2 separate regions of the Mus musculus genome follow, and region 2 is linked to region 1. The links are chromatin contacts, found by Hi-C or POLR2A ChIA-PET in ENCODE. All regions are on one chromosome and are shown on one strand. Each heading gives the region's core, a stretch centred on a gene start or an enhancer-like site at or near the end of the contact. The rest is flanking DNA. Distances are from core to core; before and after follow the strand shown.

What was found. A loop is a pair of places that touch in the nucleus more often than their neighbours do. ChIA-PET counts read pairs that join two places held with the same protein, here RNA polymerase II (POLR2A).
Region 2: a loop to region 1 is called in a map of heart, with 3 times the contacts of the local background. The contact joins the promoter of Aen here to the promoter of Det1 in region 1. A Hi-C loop is called at or near these places in 19 of 37 maps with a recorded cell type or tissue (T-helper 1 cell, T-helper 17 cell, adrenal gland and 6 more). POLR2A ChIA-PET finds 5 or more read pairs at or near these places in 4 of 5 experiments (Patski and embryonic stem cell).

What each region holds. Positions count from the first base shown.
Region 1 is chr7:78,844,330-78,850,126 of GRCm38, forward strand. It overlaps Det1 (de-etiolated homolog 1 (Arabidopsis)), which reads right to left and starts at 2,882. Exons shown (of 5, transcript NM_029585.3): 1 at 2,778-2,882.
Region 2 is chr7:78,892,262-78,898,058 of GRCm38, forward strand. Aen (apoptosis enhancing nuclease) reads left to right here and starts at 3,666. Exons shown (of 4, transcript NM_026531.5): 1 at 3,666-3,753. Gm39039 (a long non-coding RNA gene) reads right to left here and starts at 3,521. Exons shown (of 2, transcript XR_882236.1): 1 at 3,322-3,521; 2 at 1,514-2,101.

The sequences.
Region 1 (5,797 bases), core at 1,632-4,131:
TATATGAACCTGAGAGCTTCCCGGACAACAGTGACCTGGATTCCTCTGCGATTACAGTTGCACAGTGACCCTGACATTTTGAATTTTAATATCTGAAAAGAAGGATACAAGACACGAAGAATACCTTCCAAGTATAAACTAACAGGAATTTTCGAAGAATAAGCCAAAAAGTACATCAAACATGAACAGCACAAAAATCTCCTACTCAGGGTCTAAGGGCACACAGTAAAAAACCCCACCACCTCCACTCAGGAGGCCAAGGAGGGAATATCACTTGGAGTTCAAGGTCAGGCTAATGCAGGTTGAAACCTTGTCTTTATTTCTGAGACAGGAGCTCAAGCAGGCTTTGATCTTGCTATGTAACCATGGACGGCCTTCAACTGTGATCCTCCTGCCCCAGCTCTCCAGTGTAGGGTTAAAGAGTTACGCACCCACACTTCACTTATAGGGTGCTGGAAATTGAAGCTGGGGCCTTGCACAGGTGAGGCAAAGGGTCAACTCTTTTACTTTCCCCAACTTTTTTTTTGTTTTTGTTTTTGCTTTTTAAAAAAGTTAACATTGCAGATTTCTGAGTTCGAGGCCAGCCTGGGTCTACAGAGAATGTTCCAGGACAGCCAGGGCTACACAGAGAAACCCTGTCTTAAAAAAACAAAAACAAACAAACAAAAAAGTTAACACTGGACTGCGCATATACATTTGCTGGGCTGTTATATTAAAGCAATTTGTAAATTTAAGCAATCTCTATCGAAATCCTAATGGCATTTTTTTTTTGAAAACAAAATTTCACGCTAAAAGCAGCAGGAAATCTCAAAGAGTAAAAAGTAGCTAAGATGATATGAACAGTAACACAGGTAGAGCTCATACTTCCTGCTTTCAGAACCTATTATACCACAATCAATCAATCAATCAATCAATCAAATGATTAAAAAAAAAAAACACCAAGTTCTAACACTTGTATAGACAGGCCAATGGAGAATAGAGTCCCAAAATAAGCCTTCTCTTGCCACAATTAATCTTGTCAACATGCCTGGCTTCGAAAACTCTAGGAGATCCGTGAAGCATACTTCTGGGTGTCTATAAATCAGTGCCAGAGACAGGAAGACTATGAGGGCTTTCCTCAGGTATCTAGCCAAAGGGTCTCATACATGAACAAACACCATTTGGTAGTTAATAAGGCCTGGACCAACCGCAGGCACGTGGATCTCTGTGAGTTTGAGGCCAGCCTACTCTACATAGTGCGTTCCTGGACAGTCAGAGCTACATACACAGTTAGGCCATGTCTCAAAACCCCTACCCACCTCCTACCCTGCTACCCCAGGGAAAGGGGAAAGGAAAACCTACAGGGTGAACAGAGTATTTGCTGTCCAAATATCTGGTAAGGGGTTAATACTTAACATATTTAATGAACTCTTAGAACTCGACAAATAGCCACAAACCCAGATTCAAATACAAATGGCCAACAAAGAAGGTTTGCACATCAATAATAGAAAGAGAGAGAGAGAGAGAGAGATCTATCTCAAAAGCTTGGAGGTGGTAGTAGTGTTCTGGCAAAGGCTTTCATAAAGAGCAGCATAACAGATTCCCCAGGACCACAAAACAAACAAAACCCTTACAACACATAGTCAGGGTATTGTTTTGCAATCCTTTTGTTTCAAGCTTATCCTCATACAAGCTACATCCATTGGATAAAGATCTAAAAGGCTTGCAGAGCCGCCAGACCAGAGGGAGTCAGGTCTCTAAACTACCACCTCTGGTTGTTTTTTGGAAGGAACCCTTCCCTGAAAGCCACTCGCTCATTTGCATATTGCCTAGAGCCACTTTAGCCCTAGGAAAAGAGCAGAGTGACTGCAACAGACCACACACTGAACTCTACTATCTGGTCTTTTGTAGACACTAAATTCTTCACCTTTGAGAACTGTCTCCAATATCAGCCTCATCATCCTGTCTTTGAAGGCCTTCCTTCACTTAGTGAGACATAGATTCCAACACACTAGCCACTCAATTGCAACTCTCTGTATTTTACTAATGTGTATATTTATGGTGATCTCTCTGGGTCAAGTATACACTTATCTGTTGTATGCCCACCACAGTGCTTAACACGTAGCAAGCTTCCTTCTTAAACGGTGGGCATACCTCAAGCCATCTTCTTGGCTAACGTGGGTAACCACAGGGGAACTTTCATTTTCCGGAAGACATTCTCTCCGGTCCACGCCATAAATTCTCTCGTTGCAACGTTAGTAGTGTCAAGTTTTGGGGAAGTCTTTCTGACCACCCCACCTAAAGGACTCATCTTTTTCTTGTTTCTTTCTCTAGTCATCTGTCACATTTTTTTTTTTTAATTTACACGGTCGCTTGCATGGTTGTGTTTAATGTTTGAGTCTCCTCGTTGAACTGTACCCTCTCTAATGGAAGTAACCAGGTCTACTTCGGTCACCGCGGTATACTCTTCCAGCCCTGGGGCTGGCACATGGTAGACGCTTTGGTGCGGTGCGGTCTGAAACGAAAGCCTGGCTAAAGCGGGTCACTAATTGTGTGAACGCAAGGTTTATTCCTCGTTGGAGCAAGTGCACATGTCCCCACACTCTTGGCGACTGCTTCCAAAACAAGAAAAGGATGCCAAGAGGCAGACACACATGCCCATGGTCGCCCCCGGAAAGAAAAGCCCAGGGCGGGGCCTCCCCGGGCAAAGCCGGGGGCCGGAGCTCCTGAGACCCGGCGAGCATGCGGGGAGGAGCCCGCCGCGGAGCTCTCGCGGGCCGCAAAGGGCAAGTCCTCACCTGTCGAGTCCTGGCTCATGGGGCCAGGGCAAGGGTCGCCCTAGCCTGCTCCGCGCACACCTCCCCCGGCCCCGCCCCCACCATGCCTCGGGACCCCGGCGTCGGCAGCCACCAGCCCGGGTTTCCGCCCGCTACCGGAAGCGCTGCGCAGCGAGAAGGGAAGATCGGAAGATCGAGACGCCATGCAGCTAAGGAGCGGCGCAGCGCACCCTGGCGTCCGGAGGAGAGATCGAGACCATAGAGGCTGGATAAGCCCCGGACCAAGTGATCCAAGGCACGTTCATAACTACTATGAGTAGGAGTTAAGTTTTCACCTGCTTCTTGCATACTGGTGGAAGATGGATTATACATGCACCATGTCACTGCGTTTTCCATGCTCGTGGTTGCACGTGGGGATACAATAAAAGCTTCTGTACTAAATGAATCCAATACCATTGACTGGCCTTTTCACCTACACGTTACTTCATTTAATTTTCTTTTTTCTTACAAGCTATTTCTTCCCTGTGAGTCGGTGGCTTCTCTCCTTTGTGCTTGCGTGTGTGTGTGTGTGTGTGTGTGTGTGTGTGTGTGTGCGCGCGCGCGCGTTTGTATTTGGGTGTATGGTTTATTTTTGATGCTTTGGCAGGAAACCAAACCCAAAATATCTTCTCTTAAGGCTTCTGGGTAGCCACCGCCACTGTTCACCCACCACTGTCAAATATCTGTTTCTGTTGATGTGTATTGCTTTGTTGTGTCTCTCCTCCCTTTGGTAGATTATAAACTGAGAACAGGGATTTTTGTCTTATTTTCTGTTCCAGCCCCACCTCCCACCCCATAACAAGGTTTGACATCTTATAGAATCTCAGTAAATATTCCATCAGTAATCCATTGTGGTCTATCTCTTCTGGACCCCCATGCCATCTCCATTCTATATCCCCAGCTCTTCTGAGACATAGGATATAGAATTAGAGGCTAGGTTGAGCCTTGCTCTCTCTCCCAACCCTCTCCATACCCAAAGGACTCAGAGAATGAATATCTCTGCAGACCAACACATGAGAAAGGGATATGTGTTGACTTTGACCAGGGAGAGAGGAAAATTAAGGTCTAAAGGGGAAAGGTGACTTGGGGATATAGACTGACTATGAAGAGAATGATAGGTTTCTGGCCCAGTCCTACCATTTCCAGGCTCAGTATTCTTAGGTGCTGGCTTTAGAAACCTCATGCCTTTTTCTGGAAAATGACTATACCTGCCTCTTAAGGTTATCCCAAGTATTAAACCTGTTAGCCCTAAATACTTGAAGTCTTGATAAAATATTACTAAAGCTTTCCAGCCACAACTCTCTTCCTTTCCCATGATGAAACTGAGACCCAAAGGGGACATACATCTCTTGCACAAGTTCATACAAGAATAAGAGCCAGTAGGGGTGGGGCCACAGATTATAACCCCAGCATTTAGGAAGGGAGGCAGAGGAATCAGTAGCTCAAGGCCTGTCTTGGCTGCACAGCAAGTTGACCTTGGCTACATGACACCTTGCCCCAAAGCAAAGCAAAATAAACATGGGACAGGGCTGTGCTAATACTCAAGGCATCAGGTCAGATCCCAACTCGGACAGGTGGGTCCCCATGTGGCTTCAAGACACGCATCAGCTTCTCCGAGTCTGGGTTTTTCTTTTTGTATTTTTCATCTCTAATGTGTACAGTGTTCTGACTTCGTTGTAGAGAGGTCAGATAGAAGGATAAATTTAAACTAGCAAAAGCTTTGAACTTGGAAATAGTTCAAGCCTGCTCCTTCAGTTCTGGGCCTGGGGTTTGAAGGTAGGCGTTCCTTAATAACTGCTGTTTAGGATTAGAAAGCAAACTCTCCCTTCTGTGTGGTTGTGGTAGGGGCAGGGTAGGGTCAACCTTCAGAGGGACTCCACCCTTATCTCATGCGGAACAAAAATAACTCAAAATGGATCTAATCCACAAGTCAGGCTAAGCCCTGGGAAGACATCTTAGACATAATTTATTGTAACCTTGGGTTAGTCAACAGCTTAGAGGAAAGCAAAAAGGAAGCACGTATCAATGACTTCCTTAAAAAAAAATAGTTGTTGTATTCCAAAGGACAGTTATTAGAGTATAAAGTTAAAGCTGTGTTCAACAGATACAGGGGGATTGAGAGTTCGAGGCCAGCTTGACCTACGTAGCAAGTTTAGGGCAAGCCTTGGTTGCATGAGACTCTGTAGACCAAACCAAAAAGAATCAAGTACTGGTCCATGCAAACACATGGGTGAACCTTGAAAGCATTATACCAGGTGAAGGGAGCCTGATATGATTTGCCACATACTGTTTGACTCCATCATTTGAAATATCCAGAATGGACAAATCTATAGAAATAGGAATCAGATAAGGGACTTGGAATGCTTAGAGAGGTATACAGTGGTTGCTAATCTGGATCGTTTTTTTTGTTTTTGTTTTTTTTTTTTTTTTCAGGGGCAGGGGTTGATGAAAATGTATTAAAATTAGGTAATGGTGAATGCCACACTTCTTAATATACTACAAACCATTGAACCAATAATTTTGAAATAGTAAATTTTGTAATCTGCAGGTATCTCAAAAAGAATTTGATGGTATTATGGTATCTCCAGCTCCATGGATGGGATTCGACATCAATTTTTCTACAAAGTAATTCAGTTCTTCTTTACAGCTGGAGAAAGTTCCTAGTTCACACGTGCCATGTTTTCTTTATCCATTCCTCTGTTGTTGCACACCCAGGTTGGTTTCATGATTTAGTGAATATGAATATTTCTGAAATTAATTGATGTGCAAGTAAAGATAAATTAACTAAACAAATAGGCCTGGGGATGTAGCTCAGGGGTGAGGTGCTTGCCAGGCCTGTGGGAGGCTTTAGATGCCATCAAAAGGAGGAGGAAGAGCAGGCAGAGGGGTTGGGGTGGGGGGTAGAAAGAAGGGCAGTTCATCCATCTAGATACAGAGCCAAGATCGGCTGCCCCTGACCACAAGGGACAATAGGACAACAGAGAGATGGATAGTAGGCCTTC
Region 2 (5,797 bases), core at 2,416-4,915, 49 kb after region 1:
GTCATAAATCCAAGTAGTAACAAAAGATGTTCCAGAAATGTTGACGTCTTAAATGTGTCTTTTAGGCCAGTGAGATGGCTCAGCTGGTAAATGTGCTTGCGACCGTTCTGGAAGAACCTGAGTTGTACACCCAGGACCATGGTAGAAAGACAGAAACACTCCTTTGAGTTATCTTACATGCACACACACACACACCCCATAAGTGTGCATGCCGGACACCATGAGTTCCACCCTCTGCACCTAATACACTGGGTATGGTGGCACATGCCTATAACTTTAACTTTTGGAAAATGGCGATAAGAAGTTCAAGGACATCATTGGCTGCATAGCAAGTTGGAGGCCAACCTGGGCTACATGAGACTCTTCTAGATACAGTTGAGTGAGATGGCTCAGGAGGTCAAGGTGCTTGCTGCCACGACTGACGGCATGAGTTGGATCCCCAGAACCCTTCCATAAGTTGTCCTCTGACTCCCACCGCCCCTGTACGGCATTTGCACACCTGCACACGTACACGATAAATGGATCCAAAACCAGTAGGCCCCAAACATTCCCAAATCAACAGAACCCAACTGCCAAGTGAACGTAACCAAATCTCCCAGTATAGCCATTCTGGTGTCAGCTTTTCCCACTATTTCCTACTTTGTTTTAGAGACTTGTGACCCAGGTGGCCTCCAACTTGCTGTGTCGCCCAGGATGACATTGTACCCCTCATCTCCCAAGGGTTGGGGCTACAGGCATGTGTACCAACCACTACTACCCAGTGTGGCATCTTTTTTTTTTTTCTTCTTCTCTTTCGACAGTGGCTCCCTACATAGCTCTGGCTGGGTACCATGCCCACCACATTGTCTGTCGCTTTTTAAAAGCACACGAGAGGACTCTTTGAATAGCCTCTGTTGACCTTTACCATCCCACAGGGCTCTGTGAAAACTACACTGGTTAAGAACGTCTCCCACTATTTTGAGTTCTGGAAATGGCTTTCTATTAAAAAAAAATCGTTCTTTCCCATACAATGAGCTAAAACTCATGGATTTCCCACTCTGGCCTCTGACAAAAAAAAAAAAAAAGATCCGTTCACATTCACATTCTCTGATGTCTTGGCAATCAACTCCCTTGTCCCATAGATCAACTGGAACAAATAGCTTGTTAATTAAAATTTGGTTTCCTGCACCTCTCTAAGGTCTTGGAATTTTGGCTCATCCTCAACTTGAGAAACCTAGATTTCCTTGAAACAGCCTTCCTGGGTTGATTCAAGAAGGAAAACCACCCTCTGGTCTGTTGGCTTATAGGGCCCAGGGCCATGGGCACCCATACTTACATACTGTTCATGCAACGCTGGTTTACTCCTTTCGGAGGGGGGAGGGGAGAAGCATATCTACGAGGGCTTATGTGAAAGAAAGAGATAGCAAGGGGAATGGGCTGACGAGAGAGGGTAAAGACAGGATGGAGTAAGAGCTAAGTACAGGTATGAACACATCAATGAAGCCCACTGCTTTGTACAAATGATATGCATTCATTTAGCTTTCCTTTACATTTTTATTTTCCATTCTGTCTTTTCGGTTGAGAGCCTAGCCTTTGATAGCTGAGCAGAGCCATCTTTCCAGCCCTAACTTTATTATTTTTTTAACATATTTTAATTCTCTGAGAATTAAACATATAAACATTCAGTGCATTTTAAACGTATCCATTCCCATCCGTTCTAGATCTACTGCCCACCCTCTCCCTTCCAACCTCGGGTTCTTTTACAACTCGCTGATTCCAGTTGGTGCTGCCTGGGTTTGCATGGATGTAGAACTAGCTACCCACCGCAGCATGGTCATCCTATCTACAGCTGCATCCTGTTGATCCATCCAGGAAAGCCTGGTTCTCCTTCCCCCAGCAGCCATCAACTGTCGGTAGCCAGGGATGGGGAGGGCTTGTGAGCCACTCCAGGCTCCATGCTCATGACACGGTGACTGTGTTGATCCTGCACAGGCAGCCCCGGCGGCTACGAAGTCAAGAGTCCTGACTTGAGACATGGACATGACCCCAGCCTTCCTCCTTCTCCTCCTCTTCCTCTGGCTCTTACAGTCTTTCTGCTCAGACTTCCAAGATGGTCGTGGGCCTTGGAGAGAAGGGCTGGGCTATAGATGTCTCCGCCATGGCTGAACATCCCACAGCCGCTCACTTGCAGCTTGACCAGTTGTGAGTGTCTGTGTTAGGGGCTACCCACCGCACAAAGAAACTTCTCTAATGAGGTCTGGGGCTGCACCAGCAGAATGTTTGAGTATACGGATTTTAAGGGCAGATTGATGCTGTCAGTTTAGCAAAATAGTAGATTTGCTTCTGGGGCCCATGAGCTCCTCCGGCTTTCCCTTTTTAAACTTACTTTTAAAAACCTGTTTTGTGTGTAAGTGTGTGTGTGCATGGAGGGGCAGGGGCTGAACACACATATGCAGGCTAAAGGACAACTTCAGGGACTTTCTTTCTTTCTTTCTTTCTTTCTTTTTTTTTGGTTTTTCGAGACAGGGTTTTTCTATGTAGCCCTGGCTGTCCTGGAACTCACTCTGTAGACCAGGCTGGCCTCGAATTCAGAATCTGCCTGCCTCTGCCTCCCATGTGCTGGGATTAAAGGCGTGGGCCACCACCGCCTGGCTCAGGGAGTTTCTTGTTGATTGGGGTATCTCGTTTCTGCCTACCCTAGCTGGCCAGAGAGCTCCAGTTAGTTTTTCTGTCTCCATATATCATCTAACTGTAGGAGTTACTGAGGTCACAGATAAATACCACTGCATCTGGCTCGCCTGCCCTCCCTCCGTCTTCTTCTTCCTCTGTCTCTCCCTCTCCCCCTCTCTACCTCTCTCCTCTGCGTAGCTTTGGCTATCTTGGAACTTGCTCTGTACACCAGTCTGTCCTGGAACTCGGAGATCTACCCGCCTCTGCCTCCGGAGTGCTGGGATCAAAGGTGTGTGCAACCACGCCCAGAGCTGCCTAGGCTAAGAAGGTTCAGGGATCAAATTCAGATTGTCAGGATTACAGAGAGAGCAAGCACCTTTTTTACCGCTGAGCAACTCTCCCATTCCTAAAAAAAAAAAATCACAAAGGAATACTTAAGATGAGTGTGGTGGCAAAACGCGTGATCCCAGCACTAGGGTGGCAGAGGCAAGAGGCTCATTCACAGCTAACACAGAAAAAGCGAGGACATTATGTGAACTTGACACTAGAAAAAAAAAAAAAAGAAAATGAGAGGACAGCTTGAGATCCTGTCTCAAAAAACAAAACAAAAAATAAACAAACAAAAAACCCAAATCAAATAAATATTGAAAAAGCAGTGCAGAAGAAGCAAACCTGATTTTTTTTCCCCCAAGTTTAACGAATACTGTATTATTTCACGGACTTCTCACAACCCCAAGCCTGGAGGGGCTGCAGTTCCCCGAGGCAGATCGGGATGTGCTCTTTGAGGCTTTAAGTCTTTGAAGGTTGCGGTTCACTAGGCGTCGGGTCAGAAACCGGACGTTCCATTCGGTTTTATGCTAACCTCCTAAACGCTGCCCTATCCCGGCGCAGGCCACGCCCTCTTCCTTCGGTAGCCCCACCCCTTCCAGTTGGCACACTTACTGAGGAGGAGCAGGATCAACCAATCAGAAGAGTCCTTAGGCGGGCGCTACGCCCCAGAGAACCAATAGACAGGTAGCCGAAGCCGGGCTTGTCCGGGCAAGGAGCTTCCGCACCCGGCAAGGGTTCCACGTGAAACCTGGGAAAGCGCGGCCGGGTTTTCAGGTGAGCTAGGGGACGGCCACAGGGAGTCCCGGGCCGCCCGTTTCTGTCGCCAGCCGCCTGTGGCTCTCGGGACGGGTTGGTTTGCAACTAGGCCGGGGCGCGGCCTCACGTGGTCCTGGCCGGACTCGGGGCCGGTGGGCCTCAGGGGACGGCGCGGACGTTGAGCGTCCTCTGGACGCCTCAGCTGGTGAGCGCGGACTGTCCTCGTACTTTTGTTTTGTTTTGTTTAAAATTGGTCTGGTAAGCTTTTGGGCAGCATCGGGGACCTTTATTGCGCCACCCTTTCTCAAACTGGGATGATTATCGCAATCGTGACTTGAGGGTGGGATCTCGGGTCCTAATCCCCAAACTTTGCCTTCTACCTAGAACGGTTGATGCCATCCGGTTACTTTGTGCTAGAACAGGGTCTCGACAGACAGACAGAGACCTGGGCATGGCAGGCAGGGCATGGCAGGTGGGGCCCTTATGACAGTGACGTTTCTGGCTTTGTAGCTTCTTGGGAGCCTTCTCATCTGGAATCCTCTTGGGTCAGGGACCCTCACTTGAAGGCCACGTGCCTACCATACTGACCAGAGTTAAGATATGGAATATTTGTACGTGGCCTTGTTGAAAGGACTGTGTCCTCTTCTCTCCAACTAAGCTGAGCTCCATTCAGGGCTGCAGGCTGTGGACGTTCTCTTTGTAATTGTTGGTTCTGACATGTTCACAGGGTGAGGGACTATAGGAAATGGCTGCTTTTTATCTCTTAACACAAATACAAAAGTACAGAGACTTTTTCTCAAGGGGACCTGATTTTAGCTTCTTTCAGACCTTGCCGGCAGGGACAGGAAAGTCTATGATCAGCAGGGTTAGCACAGGTCTTCTTAGCCAGATTTTCTCCCTTTGAGGTGTGGTTTGTGGAAATGAGGAGGTTGCTGACAACCTGTTTTTAAAAGAGGGGGTGCTATTTGGAGAGTGAACGAGCAAGCTGAGAGCCATTGAGTCAGCATGGGTCACTGGGCCTCCCCCTGGCTAAGTGGACCTTTACTCACACACATGCTGGCATCAGCAAACACAGGACTGGTCTTTCCTCCTATCTTACTGCTACTTACCCTGTGTCTTGATTAGGGGTTTACTGCTGTGAACAGACACCGTGACCAAGGCAACTGTTACAAGGACAACATTTAATTGGGGCTGGCTTACAGGTTCTGAGGTTCAGTCCATTATCATGGTGGGAGCATGGCAGCATCTAGGTAGGCATGGTGCAGAAGGAGCAGAGAGTTCTATATCTTCATCTAAAGGCAGATAGAAGACTGGCTTCCAGGCAGCTAGGATGAGAGTCTTAAAGCCCACGCCCACAGTGACACTCCTCTAACAAGGCTAGACCTCCTAATAGCGCCACTCCCTGGGCCAAGCATATACAAGCTTTCACACCTGTGATAATATTGCTCAGGCCCCTAGTCTGAGCTCATCCTCCGATGAGATAGCTGTGATGGCCCCTGCAGTCTTCCAGTGACTCCATATCCTTCTCCATTCCATTCCACCTGTCTCCACGCCCCCTGCTTCCTAGCTGTTTACCAGCACCAAGCTCTTTGCTCTGTGCCTGTCAGGTTTCTCTTCTCTGAACACTTCCTACCCTGGGCTGCCTGGTCCATCCATCCAAAATCCTGCAGCATCTCCTCTGGCCGGGCTCTCCTTAATTCAGTGTATCTTTCTGGTGACTGTCTCTTCCTGTCAGTCCTATTGATCTGTGGTTAGGAGGACCTTGAGCTCTGCAGTGTCCTCCAGGCCTGTCGCTGTGAGGCCCAGCCTGGGCTTCTGAAGCAAGTCTGCCATGAGAGAGGGACAGCAGACACAGTGGGGCTCTGCAGCTCGCTCACCTGAGGGAGCTCTGAGGAGGAATGCCTGTTGTCTGTGGAGGATAAAATCCAGTGTATTGGAGTACACAGGGTGGATTCCTTTGCTCTCCTCATAGGCAGTTAAAGTCCTGGGTCAGTGCTGCTGGGTACAAATTTTACAGACCCACCTGGGTGCCTTGGCCTCCCTCACTTGACCAACAGATACG